Linked DNA regions of Homo sapiens: regions 1 and 2 are each linked to region 3. Evidence: chromatin loops called from intact Hi-C (ENCODE). Cell type or tissue: PC-9. All regions are shown on one strand.

Region 1 (4,000 bases), 80 kb after region 3:
TGGACCTTTTCTCTAGGAAATGAAACCTGGCTTTGGGGGAGGCATGCATCATCAGGGGGAATCTGGAGGCAGGAGACCAGCGAGAAGCCCACGGTGGCACTTAGAAAAGGGTGAGAATGGAGAGGAAGGCCACTGCTGAGGACCAATGGACAGGAAGTCAAAGATTCCAGGAGCTTTACAAATATGGACACCTGTGTTCTGCCTCCAGAGGCTGTTGTGTAACTGGTCTGGATGGAGGCTGGGCAATTATATTGATAAAAGCTCCCCAGGTGGGGCTGGTGGGCAACCAAGGTGAGAACATTGCTCTGAACCACCCCTTCATGTTACCACAGGGGGAACAGAGGACCCCAGGGATGAAGGAGCTGAACCCAAGGCCTTCCCTCTGGAACTTTAGAATCCTGACATTAAATCCAGTGAGCTCTCATTAAATGTCCTGGTGATTTTAAATCCTGACATGAAATCCAATACATTCTGGTGAGAAGTCCCAGTGAAAGGGAGAAAGAAAAAAGAGGATGGAAAATAGGAATGGGGGAAGAACCCTGGAGGATGCCTCCATTTACAGAGCAGAGGAAGAGAGAACGCAGAGAGGAAACAGAGGAGCCACAGAGAGGAAGAAACAAGCTGCGGGGGAGGCGGGGCTGACACCTGTGCTGTCATCAGAGAGGTACAGCAGGGCCAAGTGAGGAAAGAAAGGCCTTTGGGACTGGCCATTGGTAGGTCTTCTGGAAGCACAGTAGCTACATGGCTTACAGAGTTGTGGAGTCAGGGTCCCCAAAAGGCATTCATGACCATGTGAGTGCAGCTTGTGCCTCCACTGGCTTACCAGCTCCTTGTCTTTGGACATATTCATTTATCTCTCCATGCCTCAGTTTTCTCATCTGTAAAATGTGTAGAATGTTAGCACTTGCCTAATAGGATTGCCGTGACTTTAAATGAGCTAATAATACACACAAAGCCCTTAGAATGGTGCCTGGCACAGTGTGTGTGTGTGTATGATCCACAGGCACTTGTTCTTATTGTTGTTTGTGTCATTGCCGTTGTTGTGGGTGGTGATCTTGAGAGGCAGTTTTAATAGGATATTGGGGACAGATGTCATTTTCATAACTTATATTTGGACTTCTGCACCTCACGCTAATTTACCTCAAATGACAGTAAGTCAGCACTACTGAATTAATTCAGTCATCATATTTTCACTGGCTTAGTTGTAAGGGGTCCTCTCACACTGAAGAGCAGCGTCCTCTGTGCTGTGTGAGGTGGACTATGACATTCTCCTGTGCCTGGTCAGTTGTGGGACCCAATGCACCAGAGATTGCACAATTGGTACCGAAGGGGAAAATGAGTCAGAAAACAGGGAGGGGTGGCACAAGGAGAAGAGGGGAACTGGCTCCTTGCATATCCCCCAAAGCACTCTCCAGATATCAGAGCTCCTTGAATCACAGCAACAGAGGGATGGGTTTTGAGCTCAGAGGAATGACCCAACTCCACGCAAGCAAGCCGCTGAAGTCTCTGCACGCTGCCGTCCGACTGGCCACTGGGTGTCACTCTTGTCTATGTTTGCTGGGTGTCAGGGTCTGAGAAGAAATTCAGCCTTTGCTGAAGTCTCCATCTTCTCCGTGTAGGTTTTCTTTTTGTGCTTGTGTATTACTCCCTAAAGTATGTGTGTATACTTAAGTGCCTAAATTAAAAAAATAAGTCAGATTGATAAATTAATGTACTCAAAACCAGAAAAAAGAACATAGGAAAAAAGCTAGTATTTTATAGTATTACAGTTAGAAAACATTCTTTTGTTACATTCCTTCTTTTATTCTTCATATTGCCTGTGTCTTTATAATTCAATTTCTTGTGGAATCTATTTTTGACACTAATAATTTTGCCATTGGTCTCATAGCCATTTATTTGCATGATGTGTCTACGTGTAATATATTTTATTACATATTGACAGCAAGTTGTCCACTTCTTCTTCATAGAGTATCTATTTTAGTAGCTATTTTCAGTGAAGATCTGTGGGTTATAAATACTCTCAGTCCTGAGTCTTGGCCTGTCTTAAATATATATAACACTTAACATATACTCTTGAATTATAATTTAGCTAGGTATAGCATAACATCTTCAAAGTTTGCAGGAAAAAATAACTTTAACTATAAAATTGCAAATCCATGTTGCCAGGGCCTTGTCCATTTTGCTTGTCTTTTCAGAGAATCATTTTTTCTTTTGTTGACCATCTTTATTGATTTTTGTTTTTATAATGATACTTCATTAATGACAGCATTTGCTTTGATTATTTTTGTCTACTTTCTTTGTTTTTATTTCATTAATTTATGATCTTATCTTTCATATTCAATTCATTCATTCTATAAAGTTGAACTGTCAATAGTAATTAAACCAAGAAAGGAGGCGTAGGAGAAATAGAGAACTTAAAAAGACCTGTAAGCATAAAGAAATGGACATCATGTTAAAAATGATATTATATTTATTTATTTTGCTCAGGACTTGGTGTGTTTCTTCAATATGAAGATTCATGTCTTTCTTCAATTCTGGAAAATTTTCAGTCCTTCTTCCTTTGAATATTGCCTCTCTCTCGTTCTTTTTAGTCTCTCTTCTGGAATTCCTATTAGAGGTACGTTGGACTTACTCTATCCTCATTCTTGCTTAATCAGTTCTTTTATATTTTTTATCTTTTTGTCACACCAGGCTAAATTCTGATTGATTTTCTTGACATAATCTTCAGTTTCACTAATTCTCACCTCTGCTATGACTAAACTTGCTGTTTAACCCACCCATGTAGTTCTTAATTTCTGTGCCTTTATTTTCCATTTTCTACGATTTATATTTTGCTATTTTTCATATATGGCTGTTTCTTCTCACAGTGCTCCATCTTTTCATTGTAGCTTCTATTTTTTCTTATTATTTCACCTTTTTAATCATTCATATAAATTCTTCTTCAGATTATTGTCATTTCTAGTTTTTTGTAGTGTTAATATAGTTATTTGTGTATCTGCTGGCTCTCGTTGTGAATAGTTCATTTTATTGCATGGTTTGTATTTTTTGTTACATGAACTAATTTTCAACATTTTAAAAGATGGGTTTTATATGGATCCTGGACTGAAGAAAACCTTGCTGACTAGGTTTTGCATTTGCTTCTCCTGGAACCTTAGGGAGTAATGATCCAGGACTGATTTTTTACTATTAATTCTTGGATCGTGGTACCAACACCAGGTAGTGTAAATTCAGATCCCACACGTCCCAGTGGCATAAGCCTAGGTGTTTGATGTTTTCCAGGGACTCAAATAGATGAAAAGTGTGTTCTCGGCAGGTAGGAAGAAATTTTTCAATCTGCTCTTTGCTCTTTACAGAAGTTGAACTCTTTCAGACTCCAGGGAGTTTAATGGGCTCCCTGCTTCAGGCAGGTCTAAATCACATCTCCTGTCCTTGGGGTGGGCATTAGAAGGTCAACCCCAGTTCTGAAGGCCAGAGTCCCAGCTGAAACCACCAGGAGCTCTGGGCCATCTGCTTTCACCTGCCAATCTGGGTTTGGTTTTTGCTTTTGTTACTGGCTTCCAGTGATTTCCCTTTCTTTCTTTAAATAATGTACTAAAATATTCATCTTTGTTACAGATTTTTCTATAGATATGGGGGAGAGTGGCCCTTTTAGAGCCCTTTAACCTGCCATATTGCCAGAAGCTTTGCCATGTTCTTCTAACCCAGTTTTCATGTTTGGAAATATCTAATGCAATTTGTCAAGCTTCTTGGCCTTTCCCTAAATTCTAAATTCTCGTAAGTTGTCCTGGAACTCAGGACTTTAGCAGATGTTGTGAGGCAATGCACGCAGAGGTAGAAGACCTCAGTTTTAGTTTCAGCTTTACCACTTTCTAGCCATGCAATTCTTAGCATGTCACTGAACAGTTCTGAATCCTTTTCTTAATCTACAAACATGGATTAAAAAAACCTGCACCATAAAGTTGTTATAAACAGTAAATGAAATAGTAAATTTAGGAATACA
Region 2 (4,000 bases), 200 kb after region 3:
CTTCCACCATCTGAATACCAAACAAGACAAAAATTGCACAAGAGATGGGGCCCAGATGATCCGCTGATCAAATCAGTATTTCAACTCTGGTGTCCTCAGGATTTCTTATGTGAGGGAACACCCTCCTCTGCCATTTCAAAAGACTTAATACATTTTTATCCCTGAGTGATTTTGTCCTCAAGAGGACCTATGGGAGGGACCATGTGGATTTTGAAAGCTTAGTGCTGAACTAATTCTGTGCCCTAATGATTATGAAAGCCTGTGTAAATAGGGAGGCAGTGGCAGGGAGCCTGGGGCTGGAAGTCAGGAGGCTTGAATTCCAGTTCTGGCTTTGCCACTCTCTGGCTGTGCAGCTTTAAGAAAATTGCTTCACCTCTCTGGGCCTCAGTGTTCTCATACAGCAGCATCTCTCTACGGTCTCTAAGACAGAAACCTCTCATCTTGGTGGTAGAATGGGGCCAGATATACCTCTGTGTGTGTGTGTGTGTGTGTGTGTGTGTGTGTGTGTGTGTGTGTTAGCCCAATTCTCCCCTTGTGTGGAGACATAGCTCTTATGGAGGTTACATTCCTTCCCCAAGTTCCTCTTCTTTGAAGGCCTTTGGGACGCATCCAAGAGAGTAGGTGAACTCATGGATGCTTAAGGATTGGAAGGGGCTTTGAGGATAATTACCCAGCTATTGCAAGAATGCCTCTCACCCCAATTATCTGGTGGGAGGTGCTTGGCATGTTTGAGAACCAGCATTCCATGAAAGTTAAGAGCCCCAGCTCTGGAGTTATTCAGTCTTTGTTTTATATCCCAGCCTTGCCAGTCATTTCAGTTCGTCATTCAGCAAGTATTTATCAAGTGCCTATTTCCTGCCAAGCACTTAGATAAGCTATTTTGCATATATTATCACACTTAGTCCTCACAACCCTATGAAACAGGTAGAGGTTTTATCTCCATGTCACAGATGAGGAAACTGAAACTCAGAGAGGTGATGTGACTTATTGCTAGCAAGAGGCAAACCTGAGGTTTGAATCCAGGTCTATTGACACCAGCGCTATAGCTCTCAGCCACTATGCTGTACTGTCTCCAAGACCTTATCTTCTTAATGTAAACATCTATGATGTAGACATTATTGTATCTATTTTAAAACTAGATACTGACGGTCAGAATTTAAGTAGCATCATTTGGTCAAAGTCAATGAAAGCAGGGCCAGGACTCAGCTGGGGGCTACTCAACCCCCACGTCGGTGTCTCTGACTGCTGTGTGCAATGCCTCTACCTCAGCCTTTTGGAAAAACCTCCGTGCATTTGCCAGTCTACGTTACAGACTAAGCAGCATGCCTGCTTCTGAAGGAAGGACATGGACCATGCAATGGGAAGAGCCCTGAAGTCTGCATGATGCCAACATCTCAGCTGCTGGTCCTGTCTGCTCCTTACCAGGCACAAGGCCTGAGGCATTTCCAGCCTCTGCGCTTTACCAGCCTTGCTTTCCTCACAAGGATATTTATTGTACCAGTCAATTGAGGGCCTAGCTATGAAAGGACTTTATAAATTAGAAGGTGATGAAAGTGAAATTATTATTGTTGTAGTCCCACTTCTCTGTTTTTCTCCATCAAACTGGACAATAAATTGCATGTTGCCTTCGGGAATCTTGAAATGCATCATCTAGTAGCCTGAGCCCCATGATCCCAGGATGAAGCAGCATGAGGCAGGCTATCCTCTCTCACAGCCGGCACTCCTGCCTGACTCATTCAGGGATGCCACATTCCGGGATGTGAGGCATTACAATGGCTGCCACTGTGACGTGTAGTCATCCCAGAAAGGCTGGGATGTAACATTCCTGAACAGATTCAGGCATGAGAAGAGAGAGGAGAGAAAATTTGTAAACAGGCAGCCTGGGGCTTAGGAGAGGCAGGAGAAGTTGCTCATTTTCTGTGCTCTTGTTTTGAAAGTCTTTGGAGGTGTAGCTGTCCGTCCATCAGGCTGATCTTATCATCCTTCGGGAAGCATGCATCTCCAGATGCGTGGGACTCCTCACACCAGGGCCTTGCACTCTCGGACCACCGGTTCCAGGAGGGCTGGGTCAGAAATCATTTGCTCACTTCACTACTCACTCCTCTAAGGAGTGAGAGGATAGGAAAACCAGAGGTGCCATCTGCAGGTGGATGGAGGAGCTCCAGGTGATTTGTCCCTGAGTTTTTCCAGTTAAGCATTTGCTCTCTCCCCTCTCACCCTGTTGTGCTAAGGGTGGCACAGAAAAAGAATTTTATTTATTTTGGGTCTTTGTTTGTACCTGTTTGCAGCCCAAGGAAAAGAGAGAGGCAAACTCTCTGGTTCAGGCTTCGGTGAGAGCCTTCTTTTACTCAAAGAGACTGTGGAGGCTGCCAGAGAGCAAGTCAAGGAGTTGGGAGGTGCAGCCTGCCTTGAGCAGGGCAGCAGGGACTTGTGGGATGAGCTATGGCTCCGTTAGGACCCTCCTCACCTGGAAACAGGACTGTGGGAGACATTGCCATCCCTCCTATCTAACAATTCGATGTTAGAAAACTCCCTGCTTTGGGTAGTACCAAGAAATTAGTTGTAATTATGGAAATGAAGAAGGTGGCACTGAAAGAAAGCACCACCAGGGGAAAGGGCCCTGCAGGTGGAGGTGGAGACCTGGGCTCCAGGTGTAGCCTTGCCACAGGCTCTGTGTGAATGTGAGCCCTCTCTGGGGCTGTATTTATGAAAAAGGGGGTTGGGCAATGATCTCTAAGGTCCCTTCCAACTAGGCCAGTTTATGCAAGACTTTCCTTGATTTCAGTACTGAAAGTTTTGTGTCCAGAAATCCTTGCTTCCAATAGAAAGCTTCCCTTTCTGGTTGTTCTAGTAACTTCCCTCTGGGATCTCAATCCCTTTTCTCTCTGTATTGCAGAAGCCTTTTCTCTGGATTAGGAAATCATTGTGATAACTCCTGCTAAATGGTGGTGGGTAGGGGTGATACTCAAAACATGAACATCCTCTACGGTAAGGGCACAAACCCATCAGAATGAACCAGGCCATAAACCCCAGACCATTCTTGGAGTGCTGTCCACTCCCCGTCCCCGGGGTGGGCAACCCCACATTGAAACTGGGCTTCTATCTCCAGGTCTATGACAATTCCACCTGTTTCTATTCCACCTCTTCAGTCAGTGATGTGAAGTCATGTCAATCACTTCAGCGCCAGTGGAACTGAAGGATTTTCCAGCTTCTCTTTTACTGCTTGCTCTCAGATTAAAGGTGGTGACTTCCCCTTCACTGGTCAGTTCCAGCCTCAGTCCAGTTTCCTAAGGTTTTTTAGGGTGAGACTGCTCTGAGTGATGCTGTCCAAATCCAGACAATAGTGTCTTTGCGGATGGGCTTCACGTCTCTGGGATTCAAGTCTGTTTGTGCCCCACCATCCTTGGTGTGCTGCCAGATGAGTCTTTCCAAAACAGTGTTTTGTCAGCCTCCTGTACCTGTTCTGAAATCTTTCTAAGCACATTTCCTCAGCCCTCTCACCCACTGTGGACAAACAGGACCACATATTCATAATCATGACCCACTTGTCTTTGGCTTCTGCCTCTGTTTGCTTACATGGGATCTTGGTCTCTTCCAATTGTGTTTTTATTCAGAGAGCAGCTGCTAAACTGTCTGGAATGACAGAAGTTCAGTTTCAAATAATAGTTAACATACGTGTATCACAGGGTGGAGAAAAGCAGAGTCCGTGTGACCTCTGGCTCCCATTCACCTCCACACCAGCTGAGCCCATTTCACATGACCTTTCTGCCTGTGTTTGTCTGTCCTTCAATGTGCTCCATCCTCACTTGTTTATGTTGCTTCCTGAGCACAGTGACTTGCATCAGGCACTGTGCTAAAGGTTGGTGAAATGCAAGCTGGATCCAACCCCTATGGTGAACCTGCATTGTGGGAGGGCAGATGGACATATAAGCAGCTGCTTCGTGATGGGACATGTGTGCTGTAATACATTTGAGTGTCATGGCCACATACAGCGGGGCCT
Region 3 (4,000 bases):
ACGGAGTTTCACTCTTGTTTCCCAGGCTGGAGTACAATGGCATGATTTCGGCTCACTGCAACCTGTGACTCCCGGGTTCAAGCGATTCTCTAGCCTCAGCCTCCCAAAGTAGCTGGGATTACAGGTGCCTGCCTCTACACCCAGCGAATTTTTGTATTTTTAGTAGAGATGGAGTTTCACCATGTTGGCCAGGCCGGTCTTGAACTCCTGACCTCAGGTGATCCGCCCGCCTCAGTCTCTCAAAATGCTGGGATTACAGGCGTGAGCCACCGTGCCCAGGAGATATTTTTTTGAAAGGTACAAATTCTTAAGAATCTCAATAAACCATAACTTAGGATAAATGAGAAGAAGAGTGCACCTTGTCACATCATAGTCAAAGTGTTGAAATCTAAAGGTAAAGAGAAAATATTGAAAAAGCCAGAGAAAAAGACACATTACATTAAATAGAATATCAATTCCAAAGATCTCTGACTTCTCATCAGAAATCATGGAGGCCAGAAGAGTGTGAAACAGCACTCTAATTAAAATGGACAGTCTATCAGAATTTATTTTTAAAAAGTAAGATTCAATTATATACTATTCAGAAGTTATAATTTAAGTATAAAGAGAGGTTAAAAGCAAATGGATTGAAAAAGATATATCATGTAAACTGCAGAGCACAAGAAGTTTAAAGTGGCTATATTAATACCCCAAAAGACATATAATCATGAAGGCGTGTGCTGAATAATAGACGTTCAAAATATACAAGAAGATGTGAGGGCAAGCTGGCTGCAACATCCGTCACCCCATTGATCTTCAGGGTTGATTTGGCTGATCTGGCTGGCTAGGTGGGTGTCCTCTTCCTCCCTCACCACTCCACATGCATCCCTCCCGGAGCTGTGTGCTTGGTAGTAGAGGATGACCATCCCCAATAGAGAAGGACCAGTCTTGGGTCAAGGGTATACCAGTAGCTGTGCTGATAGGACCTCCAAACAAGCTCTCAAAATATACAAAGAAGCAATTGAGAAAATTAAAGGAAGAAATAGAAATTCCACAATCAGAGGCTGTCATCTAAATGGCCTGTGAGGCCAGGACAGCAATAATGATAAAAGCTCCCGAGGTGGGGCTGGTGGGCAGCCAAGGTGAGAACATTGCTCTGAACCACCCCATCATGTTACCGCAGGGGGAAATGAGGACCCCAGGGGTGAAGAGGCTGAACCCAAGGCCTTCCCTCTGGAACCTCAGAATCCTGACATCAAATCCAGTGAGCTTTGGTTAAATGCCCTGGTGATTTTAAATCCTGACATTAAATCCGATGAGTTCTGGTGAGAGGTTCCAGTGCAAGAGAGAGAGAACAAAGATAATGGAAAACAGGAAGGAGGAAGAACCATGGAGGATGCCTCCATTTACAGAGTGAAGGAAGAGAGAATGCAGAGAGGAGACAGAGGAGCCACAGAGAGGAAGAAATAAGCCACGGGGGAGATGGGGGCTGACACTGCTGCTGTCCTCAGAGAGGCACAGCAGGGCCAACTGAGGAAAGACCTTCAGGGCCAGCCATTAGGAGGTCATCCAGAAGCACAGTAGCTAAATGGCTTACAGAGTTCTGGAGTAAGGCTGCCCAAAAAGCATTCGTGACCATGTGAGTGCAGCTGGTGCTTCCACTGGCTTACCAGCTCTGTGACTTTGGACACATACATTTATCTCTCCATGCCTCAGTTTTCTCATCTGTAAAATGCGTAGAATGTTAGCACTTGTCATGAGTTTAAATGAGTTAATAATACACACAAAGCCCTCAGAATGGTGCCTGGCACAGTGTGTGTGTGTATGATTCACAGGCACTTGTTCTTATTGTTGTTTGTGCCATTGCATTGTTGTGGGTGGTGATCTTGAGAGGCAGTTTTAACAGGATATTGGAGACAGCTGTCATTTTCATAACTTATATTTGGACTTCTGGACCTCACGCTAATTTACCTCAAATGACAGTAAGTCAGCACTACTGAATTAATTCATTCATCACATTTCACTTGCTTAGTTTTAAGGGGTCCTCTCACACTGAAGAACAGCGTCCTCTGTGCTGTGTGAGGTGGACTACAACATTCTCCTGTGCCTGGTCAGCTGTGGGACCCAATGCACCAGAGATTGCACAATTGGTACAGAAGGGGGAAATGAGCCAGAAAACAGGGACGGGTGGCACAAGGAGAAGAGGGGAACTGGCTCCTTGCATATCCCCCAAAGCACTATCCAGATATCGGAGCTCCTTGAATCACAGCAACCGAAGGCTGGATTTTGAGCTCAGAGGAATGACCCAGCTCCACACAAGCAAGCAGCCAAGGAGCTGAAGTCTCTGCACTCTGCCTTCTGTCTGGCCACTGGGTGTCACTCTTCATCTATGTTCCTTTGGTGTCAGGGTTCTGAGAAGAAATTCAGCCTTTGCTGTTCTCTCCCTGTGCTGATATTTACCCCTAGAAGCTTCTACTGGCCAGACAGGCAGTATATTGAGAGTGAAATCGCATCAGGAAGCTGACTTCTGATCCACACATGGGAAACCAGCCTGCTTGTCATGAAAGTAAGGAGATTCCAGCCTCAGTAACTAATTCTACAGCAATAGCAGTTGAAAACAAGTCTTAGAAGCATTGAGCAGACATTCTAATGAAGTAGATATGTTACTGAGCTTGGCCAAGGTGGCTATGGGAATCTTACATCTGTGAAGGTGACAGGACTTGCTTTTTCATATTGACATTTAAGAATATTTTGTATCCAAATGTGTTTGTGTGTCTCTGTGTATGTGCGTGTGAGTGTGTGTACTTATTTAAAGGAAATAGCAGGTTTCAGATACAGTTGAGGTCTCCTTTATAGCCCTCCTTAATCACATTCCCCTTCCTTCCACCCTAGAGGCATTCTCTCTTCTGATGTAAGTGGTCTTTCTCCTGTCCATATTCTGATGCTCTTATTAAATCTGTACATGTTCATAAATATTTAACAGTATGGCTTTGTACATTTAAAAGTTTATACAAATTGTTGCCCAATACCATTTACTTGTGCTGTCTGTATAATTCCATTTTCTTTTTGTTTCTAATTTTATTAGAATTTTGCTGTCAGTTTAATAGTCATTTCTTTGCAGTTTAGTCTGTGTTTTTTCTCCCTTTTTAAAAAAAGTTGTGATAAGAACACTTACTATGAAGTCTACCTTTTAACATGCTTATTCTATCTCTTTCATTCATAGTTTTTTAATTTCTCATTCTTGCAGTGCTGGTTCACTGATCAGTTGCATCTGTTGTTTTTTTTCTCTTGGTGTTCAATTTCCTTATTTGATTTGTATCTGTTTTAACTATGAACTACTTTGAACTATAGTCATGCATTGCTTAACTCTGGATTCATTCTTGAGAAACGAGTCATTAGATGATTTTCTTGTTGTGTGAACATCATAGAGTGTACTTTCGCAAACCTAGGTGGTATAGCCTACTGCATACCTAGAGTATAATATTGCCTAATGCTCCTAAGCTACAATCCTATACAACATGTTACTTTCCTGAATACTGTAGGCAATTGTAACACAATGGTATTTATTTGTCTAAACATAGAAAAGGTACAGCAAAAATACAGTATAAAAGATAAAAAATGGTACATTTGTATAGAGCATTTACCATGAATAGATATTGCAGGAATGGAAGTTGCTCTGGGTGAGTTAGTGAATATGAAGGCTTAGAACATTACTGTATACTACTGCAGAAAAAATTAGCCGGGCATGGTGGTGGACGCCTGCAATTTCAGCTACTCGGGAGGCTGAGGCAGGAGAATTGCTTGAACCCAGAAGGCGGAGGTTGCAGTGAGCTGAGATCAACACTGTACAGTTAGGCTACACTAAATTTATATAAAAAAAATTCTTCCTTCAATAATTAATTAACTTTAGCTTACTATAGCTTCTTAACTTTATAATCTTTAATTTTTTAAAACTTCTTGATTCTTTTGTAATAACACCTAGCTGAATGCACAAACACATTGTAAGCAGTACAAAACTTTT

What was found. Hi-C counts contacts between places; a loop is a spot of excess contacts. Peaks named below come from ENCODE experiments on the same cell type or tissue, not always from the same donor. Only the 100,000 strongest peaks of a DNase experiment are listed, where the experiment ranks them.
Region 1: a loop joins it to region 3, with 10 times the contacts of the local background. A loop is called at or near these places in 46 of 110 quality-filtered maps.
Region 2: it touches region 3 in a loop (11-fold over the local background); 11 of 110 quality-filtered maps call a loop at or near these places.

What each region holds. Positions count from the first base shown.
Region 1 is chr5:149,033,008-149,037,007 of GRCh38, reverse strand. The region is part of intron 8 of SH3TC2 (SH3 domain and tetratricopeptide repeats 2); the gene reads left to right. Among named protein-coding and RNA genes, the nearest start is that of MIR584, 27 kb to the left of the region's middle. In PC-9, CTCF peaks have their summits at 1,336 and 1,540 (motif pointing right); a DNase peak (open chromatin) is centred at 1,507; H3K27ac peaks cover 2,350 bases.
Region 2 is chr5:148,911,013-148,915,012 of GRCh38, reverse strand. No RefSeq gene overlaps it. Among named protein-coding and RNA genes, the nearest start is that of ADRB2, 86 kb to the right of the region's middle. RefSeq lists an enhancer at 3,676-4,000. In PC-9, a CTCF peak has its summit at 2,123 (motif pointing left); DNase peaks (open chromatin) are centred at 172, 902, 1,792 and 2,692; H3K27ac peaks cover 4,000 bases.
Region 3 is chr5:149,113,230-149,117,229 of GRCh38, reverse strand. It overlaps the pseudogene RN7SKP145. Among named protein-coding and RNA genes, the nearest start is that of ABLIM3, 26 kb to the left of the region's middle. In PC-9, CTCF peaks have their summits at 2,143 and 2,342 (motif pointing right); DNase peaks (open chromatin) are centred at 2,369 and 3,359; H3K4me3 peaks cover 816 bases; H3K27ac peaks cover 1,910 bases.